Linked DNA regions of Mus musculus: region 2 is linked to region 1. Evidence: chromatin loops called from intact Hi-C (ENCODE). Cell type or tissue: gastrocnemius. All regions are shown on one strand. Links, peaks and the distances in the headings refer to the core of each region. The heading gives the core; the rest is flanking DNA. Region 1 holds the start of Gspt1 (G1 to S phase transition 1). Region 2 holds the start of Rsl1d1 (ribosomal L1 domain containing 1).

Region 1 (8,328 bases), core at 81-8,080:
AATTAAAAGACTATATGGAAACCCTGACTTAGTTTTGAAATACAATGGTATTTTATGGAGAATAAAAAAGACAAAAAGAAGGACTAGAGGCACGTAGCTCATTGGTAGAATGTGCGCCTAGCATGTGCAAGATCCTAGGCTCAATTTTCTAGCATCAAATTGGGTGGGAGAGAATGAGATTGCTAGCAATGACAGCTAGTGAGATTTGCAGTGGAAAATAGGAATTATCTGTTGTAGTGTGGTTCAAGCCTAGAAGAAGCATAGATTTGCTAGGGAAAGGAGCTGTCAAACTAACCCATTATATACATCCCAGCAAATAGCGTAAGTCTTTGGAAAAACTGGCTCTTAAGCCAAAAGATGGATAAAAGTACTTGCCATACAAGTCTGATGACCTGAGTTTGATCCCCAGAAACCAGATATTTTAGTCAATGTTCTGTTGCTGTGAAGAGACACGAGATCATGCAACTCTTATAAAGAAAAGCATTTAACTGGGGCTGACTTACAGTTTCAGAGGTTTAGTCCATTACTGTCCCAGCAGGAACATGGCAGCTTGCAGGTAGACATGGTGTTACAGAACACCTGAGAGTTCTACATCTGGACCCACAGGCACCAGGCAGAGTATGACACTGGTCCTGGCTTGAGCTTTTGAAACCTCAAAGCCCATCCCCAGTGATATACTTCTCCAACAAGGTCATACCCACCTAATCATTGTCAAATAGTGCCACTCCCCAATGACCAAGCATTCAAACATGTCAAGTTACGGGGGCCGTTCCTATTCAAACCATCACACCAGATAAAAAGCTGGATATAAAACTGGAGAGATGGCTCAGTGGTTAAGAGCAATGGGTGTTCTTCTAGAGGACTGGGGTTCAATACCCAGTACCTAGTTGGTGGGTCACAACATCTGTAGGTGCAATGTCCTCTTCTGGCTTCTGTGGGCACTGGGTATTCACAGACATATAAGCACTGAGACACACATTAAAAACAATAACAACAATAAACAAAGCTCGATATGGTGATGTGACTCTGTGATCCCAGCACTCCTACATCGAGGCATCACAGAAGAACGGCACAGAAGCCCTCTAGCCAGCTCGTCTGCAGGACAGGGCATTGCAAAAACAAGACCTTGCCTCAACAACATGAAAGGTGAGAATAACTCTAAAGTTGTCCTGTGATCTCCATGTGTGTGTTCTCTCTCTCTCTCTCTCTCTCTCTCTCCCACACACGTAAAGAAAATGAGTTATTGCTCTGTACTTGAAAAGTCCTAAGTGCTTATAAAGGACAGTAGTGACACTTTACACTTACTGCCTGCATTTACTTGTTTAGCTTTATGCTAGGTGGTAGGAACCAAGAACAGTCTTCAAGTTGCTCACTTTTAGCACAACAGCGGTGTTTGTTGACAGACTCTCATTTTCTTGTTGAAGCTTGCACAGGTAGGTCAATGCCTTTGAAAACCAAAGAAAGTCAGAGTTGTGGTATATCTCTATAATTCCAACACTGGGGGTTGCAGACATTGATCCCAGATTAAATAATGGCTAATCTTGAATTTATAGGGATCCTCCTTGTTTACAGGATTGAGCCAACACACTTGGCTGATCAAAGGCTTTTCCAAACGACACTTTTCTGACACTGTCTCTAGAAAAAGCACCATGAACAAAGAAACTGTTCATTCAACTAGCTGTGAAGAGCTAACATTCTCAGAGTGTGAACACCCGGAGCCCTAGGGGTTGGCTCTATCCAGTGATAGGCTGTGGTGAGCTAGTTCAGTCAGCCGCATGCAGATGTTGAGCTGTCTTTGGAGTGGGCTGGGGCTTGCAGATCTCCCATGAGGTATGAATTTATTAGAGACAGATTTAAAGATGAAAACTGTGGTGCTGTACAGGTTCCAGCAGTTTCAACTAGATGATCTTGAGTCCAAGTCAGTCTGGATCACACAAAGAGGACATCTTAAAACACATGCAAGAAAAAAAAAGTCATTTACAAAAAACCAGTTCAAGCTGAGCTTGGTGGTAGACAGGCAGAGAGTTCCAGCACTTGGAAAGTAAGATAAAAGGACTGGAGTTCAGGGCCAGCCTGGGCTTCATTTGTCTCTGCTTAACCAACCAACCAACCAGCCAACCAACCGACCAAAACCTAACTAACCAACCACAAAAAGAAGAAAAAAAGAGCTAGTTTGAAGCCTTGCTTTAAAAAGTAATTGACAAAGCCGGGCATTGGTGGTGCTGGCCTTTAATCCCAGCACTTGGAAGGCAGAGGCAGGTGGATTTCTGAGTTCGAGGCCAACCTGGTCTACAGAGTGAGTTCCAGGACAGCCATGGCTATACAGAGAAACCCTGTCTCGAAAAACCAAAAAACCCAACAAAACAAAAACAAAACAAACAAAAAATTATTGACAACTTTGTCTATTACCTCTCTCGTTAGGCCAAATTCTCACTTTTTATTATACAAATGTTTAAAGTCAGCATTCCAATTTAGATATCTTAGATCCAGATTTAAAAAAAAAAAAAACTCGTTGTTTGAACATTTTGAATATGTTACTCTGTAATTTCCAAGTAGGTTAGTTGCATTCTGTCTAGACTCTTTTCAGAGCAAGTAAAATTAAGAGTATACTTTTCTTTGTCTTGGTCTCCATGGGTGAATTACAGGAGCATTTAACAGGTATTTAGAACAGGTATTCCTACTTCGTGCAGTAAAAAATAAAGGTGAATTTTATTTTTTCTTGCTTGTCACTTACCCCACAATTACTAAAATGCAACTTGAAAGTGTGAGATGCCCTCATTATTAAAGGACTGTAAGAATAGCTGACAGATGCGGCCTTTCAAAAGAACAGCACTTTACCTAATGGCAGCTAAGGAACTGGAAGCACCAAAATAGCCACTATTAGGTACCGCTGGGTACACTAAAAAATATGGCAATCCCGATTAATTTGTAAATCTCCTGGCAGGGAGGATGAAAGGACGAAAAAACATTTTAGGTGCGGGCTTTTAATGACTAGTCAAACATAACATGAGTCACTGAAATTTTCCAGTTAAGGATCCTTTTGCCGGACATCCTTGGACCTTTATGAGCCACACGCAGTTTCAGCTGTAACATCTCATGGTTTTACTGCCTCTTCCAAAAATGAATACATAAAAGGAAAGACGCCTCCCGCCGGCTTTGAAATGTAGGGCAAACTCTGGCTGCGGGTGGAGAGAAAGAGAATAAGGTATATAGACTGGGAGACAGAAAAGGCGCCGAAAAGGGAGAAGAAAAAAAAATTCCTCTAGGTTAGGCCTGCGGACCGGGTGTTCTCACAGGCTAGGGTGGATCGTCGCCTCGTGCGGAAGGGCTCGGCCCACCGTCTTGCCCTAGCCGAGTAGAGCCTACCCCTACCCCCACCCTGCGACAGATGGGCCACCAGACTTCTGCCTCCTCGCGCTGCCTGCCGGGAGTTCCAGCCGCTTCCGGTGACGCTTGAGCGCTGAACTCCGACTCCCGTCAGCCCCCGAGAAAACCGCACCGGGTCTTCGCGGGTACTGTCGGGACTTGTAGTTTAGCTATCGGCCGCGCTTCGTAGGCGGAAACGCGGGCGGACACAGACGGGAACTACCGAGGCGAAGGTACGGGTGGTAGCGAGAGGTCAATTCTCTCCAAACGTGGGGTTGGCGGTGAGGCCGGCGGCGGTAGTTGGGGTTGGGTGGGAGGAGATCCTTTCGCACACACGAGGAGGGTTGAGCCGCTGTCGACCTGGTCTCGAGTGTACTGTCTGGACTGTAGCTGCTGCCCAGGACGCCGGCGAGTGAGTCATTGACTGTCAGCTCCCCAGTCTTGCCGTCCTCCCCGGGTCAGCGCGGCCTGCTCCTCCCCGGTCGGCCGCCCCCGCCTCCATTTCCCGCCCTCTCTTCACCACACACACGGCCCCCCCGATCATGGATCCTAGCAGCGGCGGTGGCGGCGGTGGCGGCGGCGGCGGGAGCAGCAGCAGCAGCGACTCTGCGCCCGACTGCTGGGACCAGACGGATATGGAGGCCCCCGGGCCCGGGCCTTGCGGCGGCGGCGGGAGCGGCAGCGGCTCCATGGCCGCGGTGGCCGAGGCCCAGCGTGAGAACCTCAGCGCGGCTTTCAGCCGGCAACTCAACGTCAACGCCAAGCCTTTCGTCCCCAACGTCCACGCCGCTGAATTCGTGCCGTCCTTCCTGCGGGGTCCGGCCCAGCCGCCGCTATCCCCAGCTGGCGCAGCCGGAGGCGACCACGGAGCAGGCAGCGGCGCGGGAGGCCCTTCGGGTAAGTTGCCGGGCTGGATATCCCCAAGGCACGGGCGGCGGCCTGGGGCCGGAGTTCCGCGGTGGGCTGGGTGGAGAGGACGGGAGGCCGGCCGGCCCGCACGTGGGGCGCTGACAGCGGCGCCGGCTGGTCTGGGTGGGGCGCCTCCAGTCTGGGAGCTGCTTGGCTTGGGGCGCCTGGGCCAGGAGGAGCAGAGACCAGGGGACCCGGGGGCGATTGCCCCGCCGCGGAAGGCCGCACGCGGTTCACCCCTAGGCATAGGAACTGTATGGGACCCTGCCAGCCCTGGGCCAGTCAGTGCCACGAGGCCCAGAAGTGGGGACTGATAGGGCTTGAAGTCCGGCAGGAGGAGGGTGTGAAAGTCTAGGGTTTGGGGGACAGGACTTGTCTCTTCGCTGGCCCAGAGAGCTGCTCCTACTGTAGTTTCTACGTTTGGAACTGTAATTGCGTTTTAAGTATCGGTGGCACTAAAGCGACCTGAAGGAATCCCAAGATGCATTGCAGGCTTGTGATCCGCCAGAAACTGTTGGCTGTCAATACAAAGACCTTTTTTCACCCTTAACATTTTGAATACTTGAAAAGTTTTTTAAATGTCACAAGGATTCCTCAGTACTAACATGTGGTAGTAAACCTCATTGATTTATGTGCGGTTTTAAGCGGGATTTAAGACTTTTTCTGAATGGCGTGTAGACTTTTAATTGTTTTAAAAGTATGGCCCTTATAAGGGTTGCTTATAAAAGCTTAGTTTGCGTTCGTGTATTAGTCTAGTCTGTTACTTAAATACTTCTGATAACTTAATATTTGTCACATAAAGTAGCTACTAAATACACTTTCTGTCGTTTCAAACTGCAGTCTTTAAACACCTTTTTACAAACGGGCTGTATGTTTGGTAGCCTGCTTTCAGGTACAGATTTTGTAGCAATGCTGTTGAGTGAACTTAAGTATTGCCTTCATGCTGATGCTTTTTTTTTAAATTAGGTATTTATTTCATTTACATTTCCAATGCTATCCCAAAAGTCCCCCACACGCTCCCCCACCCATGACGATGCTTTTTTGAGTAAATATGGTATTGTCCTAAAGAAAAAAAGAAAGAAAGAAAGAAACGGGAAGGGAAAAGGCCGAGACTTTGATTATTTAGCAGGGACATTGGTGGGGCAGATAATTTGAGCTTATTTCAAGTGAGAGTATGTTTTAAGTTCTGGACTTAGGCCTGGTGTGGTGGTACACTAACTAGTTAATGCCTATAGAGTCCCAGAACTCTGGAGGCTGAGGTAGGAGAATGCTTGGAAAAAGCAGAGAAAACAAATGGCATTATCACCTCGCTGCCCTCCCAGGTGAGGTTGCAACCCTGGAACTCAGGAAGTGAGGGCAGCAAGATCTTTAGGTGAAGGCTACCGGGACTGTCTGGCAAATAATAAGTAAGTAAGTAAATAAATAAATAAATAAATACGTTCTTGGAATTTAGTTTCTTGGGAAACGTGCTTCACTTTGCTTTTTAGAAGTGAGAGGGTGTTGGACTGTTCAGGGAAATGCTTTTGTGAGGAGCTGGGTCTGTATTAGAGTGGGTTTTGGGGGGCAGTGAGCTTTGGGGCTTTTATTGTGCAGGAAGGAGGGATGCTGCCCTCCTTCAAACCTGGGGATTTGACTTTTATTGACTGGCATTTCTTTTATTTGTGTGTGGTTGATATTTTTCTTTTCAAACAAGGAAATTCATTCAACTTTTAATTCTTTTAGACATTAATCTACTTGTTAGCTTCCTTACAAATTGCTGGAAGTACTTGTTTCTACCTTATTTTAGAGCTTCCACATCTCCAGCCATTGTCTTTCTTGGCTCTCCTTCATCTGGAACTACCAGCTTTGAATAGACTGGAGACTGCATTTACAGGCACTGATCAGATTTTAACAGGGATAATCATCCACAGGGCCATGGTTTGGAGTGGTCACTTTGAGTGTCTAGGCATTTTGTTTTGTGCAGGAGTTTTTCTTTATCTATTACTTGCTAATTTGTGGTTTTACTAAGTGTAGGAATATGTTTGTCAGAAAGTTTCTAAATTATAGTATGTGTGAACTTTTTTTTATAATCAAAAATGGTCTTACTGCATCAATTGTTTCTAGAAAAATTTTTATATATATTTTATTTTATATTATTTTTCCCTTCCTAGACAGGATCTCACTATGTATCTCTAGCTGTCCTAGAACTCAAACTCCCAAGAGATCTACTGGACTGTCTCTTGAATTCTGGGATTAAGGGTGTGTGCCACCATCACCCAGTTTAAATTTTGTTGTGTGATTGAAACAGTTGAGAAATTGAAGTCAGCATGGGCTAGAGTAAGAACCCATACCCAATGAGAAGGAAGAATAATAATTCTGTAAGCATTCTGTGTCTGATATCTGGATGTTGCCTAAGTAGAAGACTAGAGCTATATGGGACGAGTTTGGGAACTTTGAATCCATAAATGTTGCCATCATTCTTACTGGGGGAAAGCAGAAAAAAGTAATGGCAGGAGAGCACCTAACCTGTAACTCCCTAAGGGGAATCCAGATGTTTTTGGTGGTGAGGAAGGGGTCCATAAGATAGTGACTGTTTCCTTTGTTGTTCCTTTCCAGTCTGTGGTAAGTGGGCTCGGGACTAACCTTTAAGGGCTTGTGGCTAGATACTCCTTTCTCCTGGAATGATTTGCTCTTTATTTTGTTTTGTGTTGTTTCTCTTTGAAATACAGCACTGCCTAGAGCAGCCAACAGAGGAAGGGGCCTTGGTGGTGAGAGTCTTCACAGATATGCCTGTGTCCAGCCATCTCAAGTCAGAGCTAGGGAACTGGTGCTGACCTTGTTCTCTTCGAAAATGTAAAAACAACAAATTCCAAACAATGACTAAGTAGAACTCTTTTAAGTGTAATTAAGCATCATCCATTTAAATGCAACTTTCTATAGAGCCAAGTAAATTGGGCAAGTGATTATCAATGAAAATAGAAATCTTAAAAATCACTGGGGGCTGGAGATGGCTCAGTGGGTAAGAACACTGATTGCTCTTCCAAAGGTCCTAAGTTCAAATCCTAACAACCACATGGTGGCTCACAGCCATCTGTAGTGAGATCTGATGCCCTCTTCTGGTGTGTCTGAAGACAGCTACAGTGTACTCATATAAATAAAATAAATAAATCTTTATAAAAAAAATCACTGGAAATTTTTTTACTTAAGTTTTAGTAAATTCTCAAGGTTAAGCAACCATTATCACTTGATTGACTTTTATTGTCTCTCCATGGCTGCATAGCCAAGACTTTTCTGATTCTCTTTCCAGCTTAGGGTACTGAGATTACAGGCTTTCGTCATCACAGACAGTTTACATGCTGTATATGATGTTGGGACTCGAACCCAGGGATTTGTGCATGCTAGGCATACAATCTTATCACCTGAGCCACATCCTGAGTTTTGTTTTGGATTTTTTTAAAAAAAAGTTAAGTTTCACTATAGAGCAGAAGCGGTCTTCTCAGCGTCCCAGCATGCTGGGAGCAGTCAGTGATGCTTGCCTGTGCCTGGCTGGCTTTCTGGTCACTGAATAGTTTTGAAAGTTACTTCTGTAGGGCTAGAAAGCAGATTGGAGGTTATCCAAAATCAAAGGTACAGTTATTTGTATATAATTTTTTTTTTGTTTTGTTTTGTTTTTTTTTTCGAGACAGGGTTTCTCTGTATAGCCCTGGCTGTCCTGGAGCTCACTTTGTAGACCAGGCTGGTCTCGAACTCAGAAATATGCCTGCTTCTGCCTCCCGAGTGCGGGGAGTAAGGGCGTGCGCCACCATGTCCGGCTTGTATAGAAAACTTCATACTTGATTTATGTTAACCAGTTCCTGTTGAAGACTAAATAGACGGTCTTGTATTTTTAATGGTGCTGATGGTGAAACTCTGAGCCTCCTGTATGCTAGGCAAGGGTTCTACATCTCCCCAGTCTAAGAGAGTGGGGGTGTGTATGTTTCCTGTGTGGGGTTCATGGAGACTAGAGGAAGACATAGAGGGTCTTTCTTTATAATTCTCTGCCATACTCCCTAAAGACAGGATCTTTTATGAGCT
Region 2 (8,328 bases), core at 27-8,026, 51 kb after region 1:
CTGGTCTACAGAGTGAGTCCCAGGACATCCAGGGCTACACAGAGAAACCCTGTCTCAAAAAAAAAAAAAAAAAAAAGAGAGATCCCATAACCAATACAACTCTTATAAAGGAAAACATCTAATTGGAGCTTGCTTACAGTTTGAGGGGGTTATCAGTCCATTATCATGGCAGGAGTAGGGCAGAATCCACCCAGATGTGGTGCTGGAGAGAAACACACCCAGATTCCACAGCCGCAGGAAGCAGGGAGAGAGAGACCCTGGCCTGGCTCGAGCGTTTGGAACCTCAAAGCTTACCTTCAGTGACACACTTCCTCCAACAAGGCCATACCTCCCATTATTTCTAACAGTCCTGCCCCCTGTTCATCCATCAATTAAAATGTGTTCCAAATATGAGGAGATACTGGAGGAGGTTGATATGAGATATTGTGCTAGCTGGTGTGGTAGTTTGGATGAGAATGGCCATTCTTATGCTGGGTCTGTGTCCCCAACCCACACTTTCTTCTCTTTTCCTTAACTCTCTTCTCTTCTAATCCACAATTAAAGATTTCTTGATGGCTCTGTTTTGGCTCTCTATTTCTCATCTACTTCCACAGCTGTAACCATCCTTATGCAGATGATGTTTAAGCTTTCTTTTTTTCTCAGAAACATCTTTCTCCACATCCCAGAATTACTTAGATATAGCACTGGAACTTTAAGCTTGAAATAGTGAAAAAGAGTATTTTTAAAATTGTTTCTTAATTGCATTTTCTTGTGTGTATGCATTCACGTGGGCACATCTGTGCCATGGCTCATGGGCCAGAACTCACATGTGGAAATCTGAGGGCAACTTGCAGGGGTCTGATTTCTCTATTCATGATGTAGATTCTTTGAATCAAACTCAGGTTACAGGTCTGATGGCAGGTATCTGGACCCACTGAGTCATCCCACCAAAGAACTCATTCCGGGGGGTGGGTATGGGGGACCTTTGGGATAGCATTGAAAATGTAAACGAGGAAAATACCTAATAAAAAAAAAATTAAAAAAAAAAATTAAAAAAAAAAAGAACTCATTCCAATAGCTTCCAAATCTGTTCCTTTTTCTTCATTTTTAAATCTTATTAATAATTATTAGTATTGCCCATTTGTCCAGTAATTCATGCTCAGGAATTTGTGGATTATCTAGGTTTCCATGTATCTCCAAGGCTTTATTTTGAAATGGTCTCATGTTGCTTAGACCGGCCTTAACCGTGCCAGGTGGCTAAGGCTTACGTTGAAATCCTTAATCCTATAATTCTGAGTGTTGGTGTTAGGGATGTGAGCCGCCAAGCCCACACTGCAGACTATTATTCATCAAACTGAGGGATGAAGAGAAAAGACTTACAAATAACTCTCTTTGTCTTAGAAGTATTCAATACTGAGAAAGGAAATACAAGGGCAAGCTGAGGGCATCATATGAGATCATGGTAAAAATGGTGAATGGGAGGTACAAAAGTTCAAATATTAATTATACAGTTGAATATGTGAGTGGGAGGGCTATAAATTTCTATCAAATACCTATTGATAGAGAACGGCAGCTAAAATTAGCAAAGGCTTATTTGTGTTTTATGAGAAAGCTAGGAGCAGCACAGCTAAAGGGCTCTGACTTGGAGTCTCTCTTGTGTCTACAAAGAAGGCTTTCCTTCCACCTTCATGCATGTGGTTACTAGCTGGCTGCCCACGTAGTCTCACAGCATAGCATCTGGCTTCCCTCTCTCTAGGGAGGGCCACCTTACAAATGAGTGAATGAGAGGGAGTTGTAAAGACAAAAATTACACGCCTAACAGTAATCATAAGTCTAATTTCAGAAATGACACTGAGATGAGAGTATTGTTCTGTAGCCCAGAATGTAAGTGAAGTTTGGTAACTAGGCCCCCTGTCAGTTTTAAAAGCCTATTTCTTCAATTTTGCAATTCTTTGGCTCTAGACACTTACTGTTTCCAATCGCCTCAAGGATCTATCATCTGAATTCATGGAATTTCCTTGGCTCAAAAGTCTGGTGCTTGGGGCTGGAGAGATGGTGTCAAGAGTACTGCTTGCTCTTCCAGAAGACTACAGTTTGATTCTCAGCATTCGCACGGTGGTTTCCAACCATCTGTAATTCTAGTTCTAAGAGGATCTACACTAGCACTTCCCACATGTGGTGTACAGATACACAGGCAAGTAAAACATATACATAAAATAAAAAAGCCCTACTCCCAGCACTGGGAGGCAGAGGCAGGCAGATTCCTGTGAGCTAAAGGTCAGCCTGGCCTACAAAGTGAGATCCAGGGCAGCCAGGGCTGTTACACAGAGAAACCCTGTCTCGAAAAACCAAAAACGTCTGGTTCTCAAACTTGAATACAGGCAAGAGAACACCTAAGACCACCAATGCTCTTTGGAGTGTGTTAGCCTGCATACCTCAAGCCCAGTGTAGCAAGTCACTGCAATATGTTAAAAGTCCATCTTATACTAGATTCTAAATAGCCAAGTAGAAGCAGGTGCCAAGGACTTGTATTCTACAAGTTAAATTAGGACAAGGTCCTCCCTCAACAGACACTAGCAGAGCATGGTCCCTTCACAGGAGCACTTTTGGAAGACATCTGACAATGGAGAGCATTTTATTCCCACACAGCTAGCTGAACCTGTCACTATCCTTAACATTCACATAAAAATTTCTAAATAAATTATGTAACTGTGCCGGTACAAGGTGGGGGCAGGGGACTCGCTCACTCTTGTAAATCTAGCATCTGAGACGTAGAGGAGGAGGCTCACTCGGGTAACCCTGGGTGATATAGGAAGAGTTTGACTTAAGTGGGGGCGTATTGGTGGATGCTTTTAATCCTAGCACTCTGAAACCTGAAGCAGGAGGATCTCAGTGAGTTCGAGGTCAGACCTGTCTATATAGAGTTCCAGAATAGCCAGAATTGCCATAATAGAGACCCTGTCTCAATAATAGAGACCCTGTCTCAATAATACTCTGTCTCAATAGAGGCTCTGTCTCGAACTAATCGAAAATAAAAACTGGTGGTACTATTGAGAGCTCCCTGAACTGACTGAGAACAACCTCGAATACGGGGTATTGGGCACGGTCACCACAGTGGGCATGCTTGGCAACTACTCATAGGACGTTCTGGCGTATTCTCTCCTACACTAAAGTTATCCCTTCACACTCACGCAAGGTCTTACCTGGGCCGAAGCTCCTGAGAGACCGACTCATTTTTTCGTTTCTCGCGCAGCATCCCGCGCCTAGCGTTGGCAGTTTCTCTTTATTTCCTGGGAATACCACCAATTTGGGGAAACCGACGCCTGAAGCCAGAAAGGAATGGAGGAGCCACGGCTTCCCGCTCTGCAGAAGACAGCACGGGATTGAAGAGAGGGCTTTAGTCTCTCCTTAGGGCGCTCGCTCGGTGTCCTCCGGAAGGAGCGACAGGGTTTTTCAGGCCTGCAGCCTTAGAAAGAGTCGGAGGCAAAGGAGATGCTGCCGCTAGAATAACTCTGGGCACAGTCTACGACCGCAACACCATCTACCCAAGAGGGCGGGCCCAACATCTAATTTCGCGCCTCGCCGGAAATGACGTGATACCCCTCCCCCTCGCAGTGTTACTGACTGCTTTCCGGTTCCGGGCCTCCGGGCTGCGCATGAGCTCTGACTTCTACAGGCCTTCCACACGAGGCGACATGAAGGGCTCTGCGTCCGAATCTCCCAGTGCCTCGGTCGCTGAGGCGACCACCACCGACGTGCAAGTGACCCCGACCGCTCTTTTACAGCTGGACAGAGAGCAGGCGAGTGGCTTTTGGGGACGACGATTCGGGAAGCAGGGTGGTTAGGACCCGCGTTCGGCGCAGGGTGTGGGGCGAGAGGCTGGAAATGAAGTGGGCCCGCGACCGCGTGGGCTCTCCGGAGCTCGAGGCTGGCCTCTGGGAACGCACCCAGCGGGCTCGCTCTTCTCACACTTCTGGCCTGTTTGCCTCCTGTGGAAAGCGGGCTTCTGCGCTCGGTTCTGCAGCATCACAGGTCATGTGTCCGTGCACAAAGTGTTGGTAGCAGGGCCAACGCGCCTTTCCTGACCGCTTCCTTTCTCATAGAGGGCAGGAGAAGCTTCCGAATAGTCCTCTTACGTAGAAAGGACAACCTGTAAACAGATTTTGGAAGCAAGTCCTTAGATGTTTTAGACGGGTTCTTACATTGCAATGGGTACAAATTGTAATATCCCGATACGCTGATGAAATTTGCCCAATAGAAAGAGGAGCGCCAGGCTTTGTGGCGCACGCCTTTAATCCCAGCACACGGGAGACAGGCGAATCTTTTGAATTCGACGCCAGCCTGGACTAAGTATTCCAGGTTGGCCAGAGCTATATAGGAAAACCCTCTCTTGAAACGCCCCCCGCCCCCCAAAGGAGCAAAGGAAGCAGATATGTCTGTGTGGGAGCAATTAACATAGATTGAGAAAATTAACTTATTCTCTGTCTCTGCAGATTAGAAAGGCAGTGGAAGTAATATCTAATCGCTCAAAGTCCAAAAAAAACAATAATGAATTGCTGTTGAGTGGGAGCGAAAATTTATTTTTAATGGTGATATTATGGAAAATTCCAGAGAAAGAACTTCGGGTCAAAGTGTAAGTAATTATTTATCTCTTGAGAGTTGTTTGGTTGGATTTTTTTGTTTTTTGGCTGTTTTTTTTTTTTAACATTTATTTATTTTATGTATGTGAGTATACTGTTGCTGTCTTCAAACACACCAGAAGAGGGCATCAGACCTCATTACAGATGGTTGTGAGCCACCATGTGGTTGCTAGGAATTGAACACAGGATCTCTGGAAGGGCAGTCAGTGCTCTTAACCGCTGAGCCATCTCTCCAGCCGCCCACCCCCTTTAATTTTTAAAACTCAGAGTGTGAGTGTAAGAATGTGGGCCACATGTGTCCAGTGCTTGCAGAAGCCAAAAGAGGATGTCAGACCACCTAGACTGCAGAGATAAGAGGTTGTGAGCAGCCCAGTGTTGGTACAGGTGACAGAAATCAGATCTCCTGGGAAAGCAGCAAGTGCTCTTAACTGCTGAGTGTGTACAATCCTGCATTTGGTCTCTCTAGCCCAATATTTTCTCTTTTAGAGCCAGAAGTGGCAGAGGCAGGCAGATCTCTTGAATTCGAGGCCAGCCCTATCTTCAGAGCGTATTCTAAGACAGAGAAACAATGACATGAAAACAAATAACTAAAAATATTTTTAAAGAGCATTTATTTGTGTTTGTCTGTCTGTCTGGAGTATTGGGTGCACGCATGTGGCAGTCAGTGCCATTTCTCCCTACCATGTTGGTCCTGGAGCTTGAGCTCTGGTTGTTAGGCCTGGCACTGAGCACAGGTTTTCACCCACTGATTCATCTGGCTTGCCTGCATGTATTGTATGTTCTCCTTAGCTCTCCTAGGTCAACAATGACCTTGAATGAGAGTAAGCATGTGTTGTGAATAACCCACGTACTTTCTGGCCTTTTTTGTCGTGTTTTGCAGACCTTTGCCTCATAGCATTCTCTCCGAATCCTCAGATGTATGTCTCTTCACAAAAGATGAATTCGATTCACCTGAACAGACAGAAGGTTTCTATAAAAAGCTTTTGAAAAAACACGGAGTTAACACTATCTCTCAGGTAGGTGTGCTGATGCGTTGAAGTCCTTTCAAAGACTTCATAGAAATGAAGTACGATACACTGCTGTAATTCTTGATCTTTCAGGTCTATTTTCATTGTAATTTTATTTTATTCTTTTATGGCTATGATGTGTGTTCCTAACATGCATGCACCGTGTGGATGCAGGTGTCTTCCATGGCCAGAAAAGGGTTTGAAGTCTCCTGGAGTTAGGGTTTCAGGTGGTTGTAAGCTGCCTGATTGGTGTGGGAAATAAAACGCAGGTCCTTCAAAAGAGCGTCAAGTTCTCTTAACTACCAAGCCATCTCTCCAGCCCGTTTTTCTCTTTTTAATGTAATTGCCACTGTAATGTCATTGTTGGCTGTATTTGCTTTTGCTAAAGGTGGTATTCTGATTGGTGTCTGAAAAGCTAAATGCATGTCAGATTTCATATCTTATTTTTAGTTGTCTTGAGCAGAGTGCCTAAGGGAGAATGGGGTTCCCCGCAACTGGAGTTGTAGAAGGTTGTTTTCATGTGTTCTAAGAGCAGTCGGCTCCAAAGCACTGAGCCATCTATACTCCCGTTGCAGATTGCTTAAAAACCTAATTTTTTGTGTACTTGTAGAGCATCACATGTCTGGCTCTGGCTTGTGATTATTTGTTTATATTTGTAGTCTGTTTCTTTATATTTCTCCTGGTAGTAGGAATTGAATCCAAAACTTTACACATGTTAGATCAAACTTACACATGCTAGACTCTACCCCAAACTTGAAATGTAGACCAGGCTAGCCTCTAACTCAGAATAGATTTAACTTTTACACCTCTATATCAAGTGCTGCTACCTCCCCACCCACAATACCCTTGCTTTTTTAAAAGTGGGTGGTTTTTGGTTTTTTTGGTTGGTTGGTTGGTTTTTTTTTTTTTTTTTTTTTTTCTTCGAGACTGGTATTTTTTTCTGTTTAGCCCTGGCTGTCCTGGAACTCACTTTGTAGACCAGGCTGTCTTAGAACTCAGAAATCCACTTGCCTCTACCTCCCAAGTGCTTGGATTAAAGGCATGCGCCACCACCGCTCAGCCTGGGTGTTTTGTCTACATGTGTCTATGCACCTTATATAAGTACCCATGTAGATCAGAAGAGAGTCTTGAATTCCCTGGACCTGGAGAGAGATACACATGGCCACGAGCTACTATGTGGGTGGTGGAATCAAACCCAGGTCCTCTGTAAGAGAAACTAATGCTTTTAACCACTAAGCTGTCTGTCTCTGCAGCTCGTTTTATTTTGTTTGAGATAGCATCTTGCTCAATTGCTGGGCTACCCTCAAAGTTAGTATTCTCCAACCTGAAATTCCCAAGAACAAGTTATGTCATATACTTCAGTGCCTGGCTGACATGCTGGGATTTTATCCAGGCTCCTTGATCGTTCCTCTCAGGGTCTCCCACCATCTGGCTAGGCCTCTAGCATATTTTAGCTGCTTAGGAATTTATTAATCCGAGAGGGGCATGGCTCTAGGACCAGTCTGAATCGGAAGTGTTAAATATTTCTCCTTCTGTTTTAGATGCTTAACATTTTATGGTTTTGGTCTTGTTTCTGTATTCTAGATTATCCCTTTTAAAACTTTAAAAACAGAATATAAAGCCTATGAAGCCAAGCTCCGCCTCCTGGGTAGCTTTGAAGTCTTTATTACTGATGCGAGAATTCGACGGCATTTGCCCTCACACATAGGGAGGCATTTTTATCAGAGAAAGAAGTGAGTTTATTTGCAGTGACTGGACTTGACTGGTATGGGGTTTCTGTGTGTCTCCAATGTTCTGATGCCTGTGTGCTTTTATAGAGTTCCAGTGTCTGTGAACCTTCTGGCAAAGAATCTGTCCAAAGAGATTAACCGATGTATCACAGGGACCGTCTTAAACATCTCTAAGCGTGGTTCTTGCAGGTAACAAGGAACATTTATATGAGATTTCTTTAAACTTTACATGTCAGGGTTTTGTAATCCTCTCCTCTCCCCCCTATCCCCTACCTCATTTAAGGATCTTGTTAATAAAACTAGGACCTTCTAGCCAGGTGTGGTGGTGCATGCCTTTAATCCCAGTGCTCCGGAGGCAGAGGCGTGTGGATTTCTGAGTTCCAGGACAGCCAGGGTTATACAGAGAAACCCTGTCTCCCTGCCCCCCCCCCCCCAAAAAAAAAGAAACTAGGACCTTCTATTAAAACCTAAATGTTTTGTTTTTAATAAGTCTTCTGGGGGGAAAAAGCTTTAGAAGTAATTTTAATCCCCCATTAATGAGTTTGTTGTCTTTTTTTTTTTTTTTTTTTTTTTGGTTTTTTGAGACAGGGTTTCTCTGTGTAGCTCTGGCTGTCCTGGGACTCACTCTATAGACCAGGCTGGCCTCAAACTCAGAAATTGCCTGCCTCTGCCTCCCAGGTGCTGGGATTAAAGGCGTGCACCACCGCAGCCCGACTGAGTTCATTGTCTTTGTTGTCTGATTTTCCTGGAGAGAGGTGAAGATATGTGTTCACCCTGTGTAGGGCAGAAGGAAGTGATTGTACAGGTCTGTCTTGATGAACAGTGAGTTTGTTGTGCTGACCTAGAGTGGCACATATGGTGTTACTTACAGCCCCGGCCCCACCCACACATGGGGTTGTCATGGAAACTGTACCACTGGAGTTCTGTGCAGCTGCTGGTAACTCCCTAGAAGGTGCCTGGAGCTCAGATAGC

The links. Peaks named below come from ENCODE experiments on the same cell type or tissue, not always from the same donor. Only the 100,000 strongest peaks of a DNase experiment are listed, where the experiment ranks them.
Region 2: a loop joins it to region 1, with 4 times the contacts of the local background. A loop is called at or near these places in 12 of 42 quality-filtered maps.

Annotation. Positions count from the first base shown.
Region 1 is chr16:11,249,578-11,257,905 of GRCm38, reverse strand. It overlaps Gspt1 (G1 to S phase transition 1), which reads left to right and starts at 3,581. Exons shown (of 15, transcript NM_146066.2): 1 at 3,581-4,263. The coding sequence starts at 3,909. LOC115488671 reads left to right here and starts at 4,270. Exons shown (of 2, transcript XM_030249388.1): 1 at 4,270-5,681; 2 at 6,984-8,328. It overlaps Mir1945 (microRNA 1945), which reads left to right and starts at 3,461; the gene lies at 3,461-3,538. In gastrocnemius, for the core only: CTCF peaks have their summits at 3,164 and 7,385 (motif pointing left); DNase peaks (open chromatin) are centred at 3,488, 4,291 and 4,487; H3K4me3 peaks cover 3,382 bases; H3K27ac peaks cover 3,391 bases.
Region 2 is chr16:11,198,602-11,206,929 of GRCm38, reverse strand. It overlaps Rsl1d1 (ribosomal L1 domain containing 1), which reads left to right and starts at 3,638. Exons shown (of 9, transcript NM_025546.2): 1 at 3,638-3,779; 2 at 4,473-4,612; 3 at 5,500-5,635; 4 at 7,211-7,359; 5 at 7,444-7,545. The coding sequence starts at 3,675. 2610020C07Rik (RIKEN cDNA 2610020C07 gene) reads right to left here and starts at 3,547. Exons shown (of 3, transcript NR_038156.1): 1 at 3,183-3,547. In gastrocnemius, for the core only: CTCF peaks have their summits at 4,576 and 4,777 (motif pointing right); a DNase peak (open chromatin) is centred at 3,589; H3K4me3 peaks cover 2,495 bases; H3K27ac peaks cover 1,644 bases.